2 separate regions of the Homo sapiens genome follow, and region 2 is linked to region 1. The links are chromatin loops, found by intact Hi-C in ENCODE. Cell type or tissue: PC-9. All regions are shown on one strand. Links, peaks and the distances in the headings refer to the core of each region. The heading gives the core; the rest is flanking DNA.

Region 1 (5,385 bases), core at 277-5,276:
TGACCCAAATATTTTGCATCTCTCTTGCATATTGTAAAAGCCGTAAGAGTGCACAATTTAGAGTCATACACGCAATTTTAATTTCTAATAAAAACCTTAACTCGTACCCACACTATTGTAACTTCTTTAGACTTTGGGTCTTGAACCAGAATGACAAGACAGCAGGAATGCAGACATTCAGACAGGCAGTGTGGGCTGATTTGGTCACAAAAGCCATAGTCCCTCACTTCAATGATGCCTGCTCAGAGGCACAAAGTGCTCAGTTGTCCCCACTGAGGCCCCAGAAGGCACATCTGCGGTGATGTGTTTGTAGTGGCTGCTGATAGTATTTGCAGGTGTTTTGAGATGGGCTCAGCTTCATCATCTGTGACCCATGCTTGAGGGCTTGGGCTGAGTTACAGCCACATCCATCTGGTCAGGGCTGAAAGCCCCAGAGGCGATGACGTCACCATGGTATTAAGTTACCCTGGAGAACTAGCCTCCTTTGGAGAATGGGAAAGCATGAAATGATGACATGATTACTCTTCAAATGGTAATTTTTCGTATCACTTAAGTTCTTTACCAGTTCACCCCACCAAGTCAGCCATGCTGTCACTTTACCAGTAATAACAGTAGTGGCAGCTGTGGTTAACATTTCTTGAGGTCTTACTCTGTATCAGTCAGTCATTGGGCTAAGCACTTTACATGCCTTATCTCATTTAATCCTCTAGCCCTATAAACCAGGTACTATTAATATCCCTATATTACAGATGAGGGAACTGAGGGCAAAGAACATAAGTAACCTATCCTGAATCCTTCAGCTTGCAAGCAGAAGAACCGAGGTTTGAAGTATGTATTTTTTTTCCTGATTTTAGTCTGTAATTATTCTTGCTTTACTGCATTGTGCTACCAGTTAACTAAAAAATATGTCTGTATTCCAAAAAAGAGGCGTTTCTTTCAGGAATGAAAGGAAGGGAAATTAATTTGTTCCCAAATGCCCATGATTTGAGCTCTTAGCCAGCCCAGCCTCTCTCACTGGGAGGCAGGAAACTGACTCCCAGACAAACTGATGTTTCCTCAGCAGCAAGCATAGGGCTGCAGGTGGCCACCAAACTTACCGTTAAAAAGTGACGGTCCTTAAACTCACGCCTCCTCTGGCTGTGAGCTGGAGGGTAGGCTGGCAGTGGAGGAGCTGCAATGGAAAGGGGGGCAGCTGCTCTTTGCTCTCGGCGATCGCTCCGGCTCCGGTGTTCTGAGAAGGAGAAAAAGCAGTAATACTGAAATACACTTGGCATTTTCAATTTCTCTTTTCCCCTTGGGAGTGTTAGCAAAAGGCTGTAAAAAAAAAAAAAAGTGAGTTTTCATTACTTTAGCTAATTTGAATACCAAATAAGATTTTCAGAATGGTTTTTAATTGAACTTTCACTTACTATTAATATGAAATTGGATGCATACATTTCAGTGGATCCATCTCATAATCTGTACAAGAGGGCTCACTTCTGAGTTCAGTGTGACTTATTTCAAAACAACATAAGCAACAACAACAACAACAACAAAAGTTGAGAACATAGTGGAAGATTTGCTGCCATCAGTACTGGAGTGGAAAGTAGGCACAGACAAAACAGAGCTGCCCGGCCCACCCACTGGGTACGGGAGCTGGCTGTCACTGGCTCAGGGGAGCTGATTGCTACATATTCAGGAATTTGTGTGAGTCCATTTTTCAACTGTTGGTACCTGGAAATAACTCATGTTGGGAGTATTTACATCACATGTTTGCTGAGTGACTGAGAGTGAATTTATGCTTTCATTAAAGTCTAGTCTTTTAAAATTAGAATGTATTACATTTCTCTGTATTTCGAATGGGCTGTGGTGGGTGCCTTTACTGCCATGCGCTTTTCTAGGTCCTGTTACTTGTTTCTGACAGGCCTGCCCAATGCTGGCTCCATTTTCTTTGCCCCATTCAATGTGCTGCCCCCTAAACTAGGAACTGAGCACTCTTGAACTTTCTGATTCTATCCATGTCTGACTTGGCTGTCCGTGTGCCTCGCTGCCTGAACGTAGTGTCTGTGTCTAGAAGATGTGATAGTATTCCCCATCTCCCTTTGCTTGGGATTCTTCTGACAAATGTTGGCTCCCATAAGCAATCAGAGCAAAGTCTTCAAAACCATGTAGGTAGTCTTTGCTAAACTGCCTCCAAAGTCAATGTTTATCCGAAGGCTGTTTAAGATAAATGTCTTCCTTGTTAAAGTGCCCACCTCCAATGCCACCATCATTATGCAAGCAAACAGTGGGCTTTTCTAAATGGGTAACACAAGGAAAAGTGTTTACATTCTTAAATCCGTACAGAAGAGTCACTTACAGGTGTTACTGGTTAGGAAGAAGTGAAAGGAGGGGAGTAGTTGGAAGGGAGACATCAACTCAATTTTCCATTCAATCGCTCCCCTCCTACACAATCTTAAACATATATCTTTCTTTGCTCTAGGCTGGGAGTAGGCAGGCTAGATTAATGGCTCCCTAATAATACCTTTTTCTGGTGCTGAGGTAGGGAGAACATTAGTCCACTACAGCCTGAAACTGCAGTGGAATCTTGCTCCTTATTCCCTTAGACCAATGAAACTTATGCTGCAGCCTCCAACTTGAAAGGAAAGGAAATATAAAATATAATTATCTATTTATAGTTGCTTATGAATCTCTCTCTCCATGATTTATGAACATAAATGATAGCATCACATAAAGCCATTACTGGCTCTGAGCATTAAAGAATTACTAAGGGGGAAAAAAAGTAATCAGAGCCTAAATAACTTGAAATACATGTAGATGCTACATCCTCCACAAAACCCTCCCTGAAGCTCTATGAAATGACTTGGTACATTTCTTCTTAGCCTCCCTATCACTGTATTGAAATTACCTGGTTACTTGTCTGTCTCTCCACTAGACCAGGGATTCCTTGTGGGCAGCATACGTTATTGCTTTTTGACTCTTAGGTTCTACAACACTCCCTTGCCTTCAATAAAATTTGTTGGGGGGTTTGCTATCAAGCAGATCTTGAAGGCAGCCAATTTCTAGGTTTTAATCTTGGTCCTCCAGCTCTCTCCTTACAGTCTCACCTCCAAAAGAAGCACAGAGCTGCTGTCACCACAGCCTCATTTGTCTGTGTTTCATTATCCACTCCCTCATGGTGGAAGCAAGGCTATTCCAGCTGTCCAAATAGAGAACCTACAGGGATGCTCACTGCAGCATTTGCTGAGCATGGCAGTTGTCTGATAGGTCAGTATTATTCATGGCCACCAGATGGCAGAAGCAGATTATGCTGATGAATACAGCAGTATGCTATTGTGTTTCTTGGACAAGGTTAAAAAAAAAGTCACTTTCTAATTTTAATTCTACACTGCATGTTTTTAATTCCATGATGGCTATAATTCTTGTTTATGGCTCTCTGCAGTGCTATTAAAACTACTACACCCAAGATATGCTATTGAGCCAACCGCAAAACAAGCCAGTCTGTGGAGGGTAAAACGCATCTCCACAGTCTTCCTTCCAAACCCCAGGAGGCCCCACATCCCTCTCTCACCGCCCCACAGGAGGAAGTTCAGAGAAAATTGATATCGGCACTTGCTGTTCTTCAGTTCTGCTTTAAGTCTAAACCTGACAAAGCAGTGAAATGTGATAGTTTACGAGCAGCTTGGTGTTATCTGGTGGAATCCATAAAATCCTAATCAGGGATGACTTATTAATAAAATAAAGGGATAAAAATAATTATACCTAAAGGGCTAATGTTACCCAAGATTTCTAATGATGGGACCTGAGAAAGGATTTGGTGAGAACGATCAGATTCCTTTATAGTCATCCTGTGCCCTCAATGTTCAACCAGTTTTTTGCAAAACTTGATTCAGTTCCACAAATGTTCATTGAGGACCTACTATATGTCAGCTTCATGCTAAGTGCTTTGAATAAAATAAATTAATAAGATATCATCCTTGCCCTTGAGTTGCTCATAGATTAATGGCTTATTAGTGGTTGGTTGGTAAAACAGGCCCATAGTGGTTGATTATAAGATTCTAAGTGGCAGGATGGGAGGATGCACAGGATATTATGGGAAGGGTGCCTAATCCAGGCTGCAAAGGAATGGCAAGTGTGGAAAGAAAGATTTTCAGAAGGTGGCTTAAGTTAAAAAAGAACTTCTTAGCCAACTATAAAATTGAAGTGAATGGTAAGTATGCCAAAGATGCTTCTACAGGATACTGATCATCACTCTTCATTGTAAGTGTCACAATGTCTTCCCCTAATAACCAAGGAAAATTTTTAGAAACAATTGCTTTAGGGATATTAGGAGGTTAGCTCTTTCATTAAAAGGAAAAAAAGATGAGGAAGGGAAAAAAGATGAGGAGGGAAAAAAGATGATAATTGAAGGCAACAAACTATTGAAGATAAGGATGGGGAAAAGGCAGGAGTTATACAAATGTGGAATAAATAAGATGAAAACAATATCACCATTTTGTTTCTCCACTTTGATAATGACATTAAAATATTTTACTTGCATTTTAATACTTTTGCAAAATGCCATTTCTTAAAAGAGTGTAGGGAATTTGGAAGAAAGACATTGAATGTGTAGACACCATCTATCTCCATAGCAAGAATCTAAAGGCCAAAAAAAGCTGACATGTCCCCTTCTGATACCCAATTTAGGGGGCTCTAAAACAATGAAGCTACTTTTTATTCCCCTTGTCCTAATTAGAATGGTTTTAAGGCACTGAAAAGCAACCAGTGTAAGAAAAAACTGTATTCCTATTTTGACTGCTATGAGCCTATCTCTAGCTTTCTCAGGACTGTGAGAGACATGTAAACATCAGTACCTATTTCCATGAGACACAGTGTATGGCAAGGAGGAAAAGAGCTCTGGCAGGCATTTCAGAGGCTTAGGTTGGGTCCTGGTACCACACCTAACCTGCTATGTGTGACCCTGAGCAAGTTTCCTCACCTTTCTAGGCCTCCGCGTGTCCCACTAAAGAATGGGGGCATTAGACCGATCACTGGTTCTCAAGAGAAGCAGAAGAGCCCTCTAGGGGATCATTCTAATTGTTACAATGATTGGATGGGAGCCAAAGATGACAGCCATCCCATAATGCAGAGGATGGTCAATGAAAATGTGTCCCAGGTCTCACACAATTTTAAATGTTCCATCAGAATCTCTTATAGGGGAAAAACCTAGTGCCTATTTATGAGTCAAGCCAAATTCCCTTTTCATTCTAATCCAAAGTATTTATTTTTTGCCCATATCTAATATATACTGAATGTACCAGTTTTTATGGTCATGCCCTCCTGCCCCTCGGAATAGTTTCTGAAGGTCTGTACTTAATCCAGACTTGCTTTTGACAAGTGCAGACATCTGACTGCTTCATGATGTCT
Region 2 (5,385 bases), core at 323-5,322, 530 kb after region 1:
TTGTTTATTTGAGAATGAAACTTCATGTCTAAAGAACAGTTTTGCTGAATATCAAATTCTTGGTTGATACTTGTTCTTTCAGCACTTTGAATATGTCATCCCACTATTTTCTAGCTTCAGTGGTTTCTGGTGAAAAATCACCTCTTAATCTTATTGAGCATCCCTTGTACGTGATGAGCTTTTGCTACTTTCAAGATTCTTTCTTTACCTTTGATTTTCAACAGTTTGATTATGAGGTGTCTTAGTGTGATGCTCTGAGTTTTTCCAACTTGGAATTCATTGAGCTTCTTGGATTTGTAGATTCATGTTTGTCATCAAATTTGGGAAGGTTTCACCCATTATTTCTGCCCCTTTATCTGTTTTCTCTCTTTCTGGGACTCCCACTATACAACTAATGGTATGCTTGACAGTGTCCCATAGGCCTCTGAGGCCCTGTTCATTTTTCTTCATTTTTTAATTTCTTTCCTAAGAATGAACAATCTCAATTCACCTATCTTCAAGTTCACTGATTCTTTCTTCAGCCTAAAGAAATTTGCTGTTTTTCCCCTCTGGTACTTTTCAACCCTGAATTTTTATTTGTCTGCTTTTATAATTTCTATCTCTTTATTGGTATTCTCTATTTGGTGAGACAACATTCTCATTTAGTTTTTAAGATATGGTTTCCCTTCACTGTTGAATATATTTAAAATAGCTAATTTAAATTATGTATTTGTCTAATAAGCCCAAGATCTGGGCCTCCTCAAGAACAATTTCTATTGATTGTTTTTACTCCCATATTTGGGGCATATTTTCTTGTTTCTTTTTATATCCTATAATTTGTCATTACAAACTGGACATTTTGTATAATGTGATGTGGCAACTCTGAAAATCAGATTCTTCCTCCTCCCCATGGTTTGTTGTTGTTGCTGTTTGGTGTTGTTGCTCTTTGTTCAGTGACATTCCTGAACTAATTCTGTAAAGTCTGTATTCTTTGTCTCTACTCAGCTTAGTAGTTAATAATTGTACCGTCATTTCCTTAAATGCCTTGAACCAATAAATCTGAGTCTTTGCTGAGGGGTTCTCTGTGCATGTTAGGACACACCTTTAACACTCAGCCAGTATGACTGTTCTTACAGTTCTTGTCTAGATGCAGCCATTTTTCTTTAATTGTTATAAGCCATTGGTTAATTTACAGAACTAGTTTAGAACTCTGTCTTAGCCTTCCCTTTCTGCTTATGCAGAAGCCTAAGGTCAGTCAGAGGTGACCTTCTCAGTTATTTCTTGAGCATGTACGCAGCCCTGAGTATGCACTCAAACCTGTACATGTGAACATGTGTGTAGCCTTCTAAATTTCCAGGAATATGTGACAGCTTTTCAAGGCCATCTATGAACATCTCATTCCCTAGTTTTTCCATTTATGTTTTTTAGTTAGCTTGTTATTTGTCTCAACTTTTACCACTGCCTCAGGCAGCCATGATATTAAACAATTGTTGCCAATTGTTTTTGACAAATGCCCTTGAGGAGAAGGCAGTTCACACTGGATGAGCTCTGAGTCAGGTCAAATAAAGACAAGCATTGTGAGTGAGATTTCCCGGGGAACTATAAAATAGGTCAAATTATGACAGTTCTCTAAGAATGGAGCTTTGAAAGAGCTCCAACTCTGTTCTGACTCACCCAGTGGCTACCAGGTTGCTGGTTTTCACTGCAGTTGCATAGATCAAGCACACCTAAGCCAGTCTTTACTTCTTTACTCTGCAGGCTATTAGTTTTCAAGGCTATCACAGAACTGGGGAGAGGAAGATGGGAAACGGACAAGTTAAAATATCAGAAGCAGCCACTAAGCCACTATACCTCTAGGATCTTTTCCATTTTCCAAAAGACAGTCTTTCATAAAAACCATGAATGCTTGGAGAGATCAGAAAGGGCCTTTTATCTTTTGGTCTTTCCCCAATCCCATCCTACTCCAACTCCAAGGAATACCTGGGTGGACACCATAATGTTGGAAACTGAATACAGACTTTGTATTAGTTTCCTATTGATGCTGTAGCAAATTGCCATAAACTTAGTGGCTTAAAATAACACTGATTATCTTACAGTCTCTTAGGTCAAAAACATGAGTACAGCATGGCTCAACTGAATCCTCTGCTTAGAGTTTCTCAAAAAAAAAAAAGGCAGGAGATCAGCAGGGTTATGATACTTTCTGGAGGCTCTGGGGATGAATCTGCTTCCACGCACATTCAGGTTGTTGGCAGAATTCAGCTCCTTGTGACTATAGGGTTAAGGTCCCTGTCTCCTCACTTGTTGCTAGCTATAAACCTTTCTCAGTTCCTTATGGTTGCCTTGCATTCCTCATTACATTGCCCACTCCATCTGCAAGTCTTTTTCATGCTTCAAATTTCTCTGACTTCCTCTTCTGCATTTAAGAGTTACTGTGATTACATTGGGTCTGCCGGATAATCCAAGATAATCTCCCTATTTTAAGGTCAACTGATTAGTAACCTTAATTGCATGTGTGAAATCCCCTTTGCCATGTAACATACTATAACCACAGGAGTAGCATCAGAGGGTGGAGATCATGACAGCCAAAATTCTGCTTATCACAGTCTGCCCTCTGGTGGCCCCTATAATTCCCATCTATTCCATATGCAAAATATATTCACCCCATCCCAAGGTCCCCAAAAGTCTCATCCCATTACAGCATCAAATCAAAGTCCAAAAATCTCATCTAAATCTCACTAGTTCAAAAGTTCCACATCTTGTCATTTACATCATCTAAACTAAGTACAGATATGGCTCAGGATATAATCCCTACAACTTCTGGGGCACAATTCCTCTCCATCTGTGGATGTATGAAACTAAAGAAACAAGTTATCTGCTCTCAACATACAATGGTGGGACAGGCATCGGGTAACAGTTAAAGACATTATGTTTTTAAAAAAGAGGAAATGGAAGGTAAAAAGGAATCATTGACCCAAAGCAATTTTTAAGTCCAGCCAAACTCCATTAGGTTTCAAGGACTAGAAATAATCCTCTGTTGGCTCTCAACTTTACCTTCTGGGCTCTCAGCTTCACCCTCTGGACTCTTGGTCCCACCCTTTGAGTCATCCTCCCTTTTTTATGAAAGTTGGTATTTGTTTGTACCTAAGTGTTTATATCAGCTTGCTGCCTGCCAGCAGAGTTTGGGGGATATAACAGCCTTCTTCCATTTAAGATATTCTCTGTTCCTTTTGGTGCAAGCCAACAGTGTTTCTATTAGTATACAATTCTTAAGAACTTTGGGAATCTCCCATGGATGTCACGGAATGAAAGCCAGGTCCATAAAATTTTTGAAATAACTTCATCTGTTTTTGACTTCTGCTAAAATGGCTGAGGGATAATGCTCTTAAGCTTTCTAAATACCCCCTGGTTTGATTGTGAGAATCTGTGAGTCACACATTTAACCTCTTTAGAGAGCCTCTGTGTGACTGAATACTTTGACCTTGGCAATCCCAATAGACTAAGGATTTCCCAAATCATCAAGTACTGGTTCCCTTTTGTTTAATGGTTCTTCCCTCAACTTCTCTCTTTCCTCTCACATTTAGCTAAAAAGAAAAAGAACAAACCAATGTGTACCTTCAACATTTTGCTTGGAAATCTCCTCAGTGAAATTTATAAGTTCATCATTCACAAGTTCTGCTTTCCACATTATTGTGGGACACAATTCTGGTAAGCTCTCTGCCACCATAACAAGGATCCTGGGTAAGTCACTTCACTTCTCAAGGTTAAAGGTTTCCTCATCTGCATAATAATTCTAGTTTCAGTTTTTAGGAAAGAGAATTCCACAGAATGATCTTAATCATCTTCTGAGTGGCTTTGGATTTTAGACATCACTGGATTTCACAAAAAGAAGGATGTCATCAAATCATCCAGTGGTCACATTTTGGCTAGTTCAAGGAAAGGAGGAGGGTCAATTTGGCCAACTTGTTTGCCCATCTTTAAATCAAGAGTGGGCTGGTGGTGGGACAGGGGTCACATCTTCTATTTCCCAATGTTCAGCACAATGCCACGGCCTCACAGGTAACCAGGCAACAGTCAATTTTTAATTTAACAAACACATGTCTAGCACTTACTAGGCACTGTTTTAAGTGATGTGCATTGGGGGGCTGGGGGGCACTATTATCAGTAACGTATAGATGATGGAGTGAGGCACAGAGAAGCAAATAACTTGCCCAAGATTACAAAGTTATTAAGGAATAGAGACAGGATTTGAATCCAGGCAGTCTAACTCCAAACCCCATGCTTTTATCAACTATGTTATGCTTCCAGGGTGCCATCCTTCAGGCCACCTACTCTTATTCATCCTAACAGTGGGGTTACAAGAGGTAACAAGAGGAAATTTTCTCCAACCTCACCCCATTGCCTCCAACTTAAGTAAGAGTGGTGCTTGGAAGAAGGAAAGAGACTAGAACCAGAGTTTGGGAAGGAGGTAGAAAGTAAGGAAGTTGGATATTAATGAGCTTGAAACATAAAAAGTTCAAACTGAGTCTGTTTCTGCATGACTTCTGCCTCATTGAAGCTTGAAGCTGACTTCCCAGGTCTCTAAAGTATCATCTGGGGAGGCTGAGAAATTCTAGAGTCAGAGAGCAAACAAAGTGAAAAGGGGATCAGTTGTGGTCTTCACAGAGCCAAGACAAGCTGAACACACAGTGGGAGCCAATGAAAAAAATTTGATGGAATCATATTTTGAAATATTCTTTAATTATTGCATCTATCAGAGAGGAAGAAAGTTTTATTTAAGACCTAAACTCACTATAACCAGCCGTTCTGCCATCTAAGGGAAAATTCTTATTATTTGGAAACAGAGGTCTACATTGTTGTTTCCCCTCACTGAGGCTGGTCAGGTAAAGAATGAGAAAATGTGGAAATGTTAAAGCCTCTTTCATTCTTCTGTGCTGCTGAAGGTGAGGTCGCAAACAGGCAATGCGTGGGCCCAACCTGGCTTGCAGACCTGTTTTGTTTGGCCTGTGTATTGTCAGCCTGCACAGTGGTTTCTTTCCCCTCAGTGTTTTAAATTAGACATAGTTGCCAACATAGAAAAAACAGGCAAGTATCCTTGACAGATGTATTGCAAATAAGTTCTACTGTTCTTCAGCTTGCCAAAACTCTCTTAGTCCTGAATTCTGATAAAAAGTTCTTAACTTTAATGAAATTCAATGTATCAATTTTTTTTCTAAAGTTAGTCCTTTGTATGCCCTGTTTAAAAAACTTGAGACACATGAAGATATTATCCTATGCATTCTTCTAGAAGCTTTATTGTTTTACCTTTCACATTCAGATCTATGATACATATTGAATTAATTTTTCTGCATGGTAGGTTTTCTGGGTTCATTTTTTTCCATGTGGATATCCAATTGCTCCACCATCATT

What was found. Hi-C counts contacts between places; a loop is a spot of excess contacts. Peaks named below come from ENCODE experiments on the same cell type or tissue, not always from the same donor. Only the 100,000 strongest peaks of a DNase experiment are listed, where the experiment ranks them.
Region 2: it touches region 1 in a loop (14-fold over the local background); 4 of 110 quality-filtered maps call a loop at or near these places.

The regions. Positions count from the first base shown.
Region 1 is chrX:17,688,181-17,693,565 of GRCh38, reverse strand. NHS (NHS actin remodeling regulator) reads right to left here. Exons shown (of 9, transcript NM_001291867.2): 3 at 1,098-1,231. Among named protein-coding and RNA genes, the nearest start is that of SCML1, 47 kb to the left of the region's middle. RefSeq lists a silencer at 3,191-3,250. In PC-9, for the core only: a CTCF peak has its summit at 3,267 (motif pointing right); a DNase peak (open chromatin) is centred at 3,265.
Region 2 is chrX:17,158,383-17,163,767 of GRCh38, reverse strand. LOC124905252 (a long non-coding RNA gene) reads left to right here and starts at 3,616. Exons shown (of 3, transcript XR_007068400.1): 1 at 3,616-3,684. It also overlaps a transcript of REPS2 not described here. In PC-9, for the core only: CTCF peaks have their summits at 2,391 and 2,594 (motif pointing left); no DNase peak of the experiment used is centred there.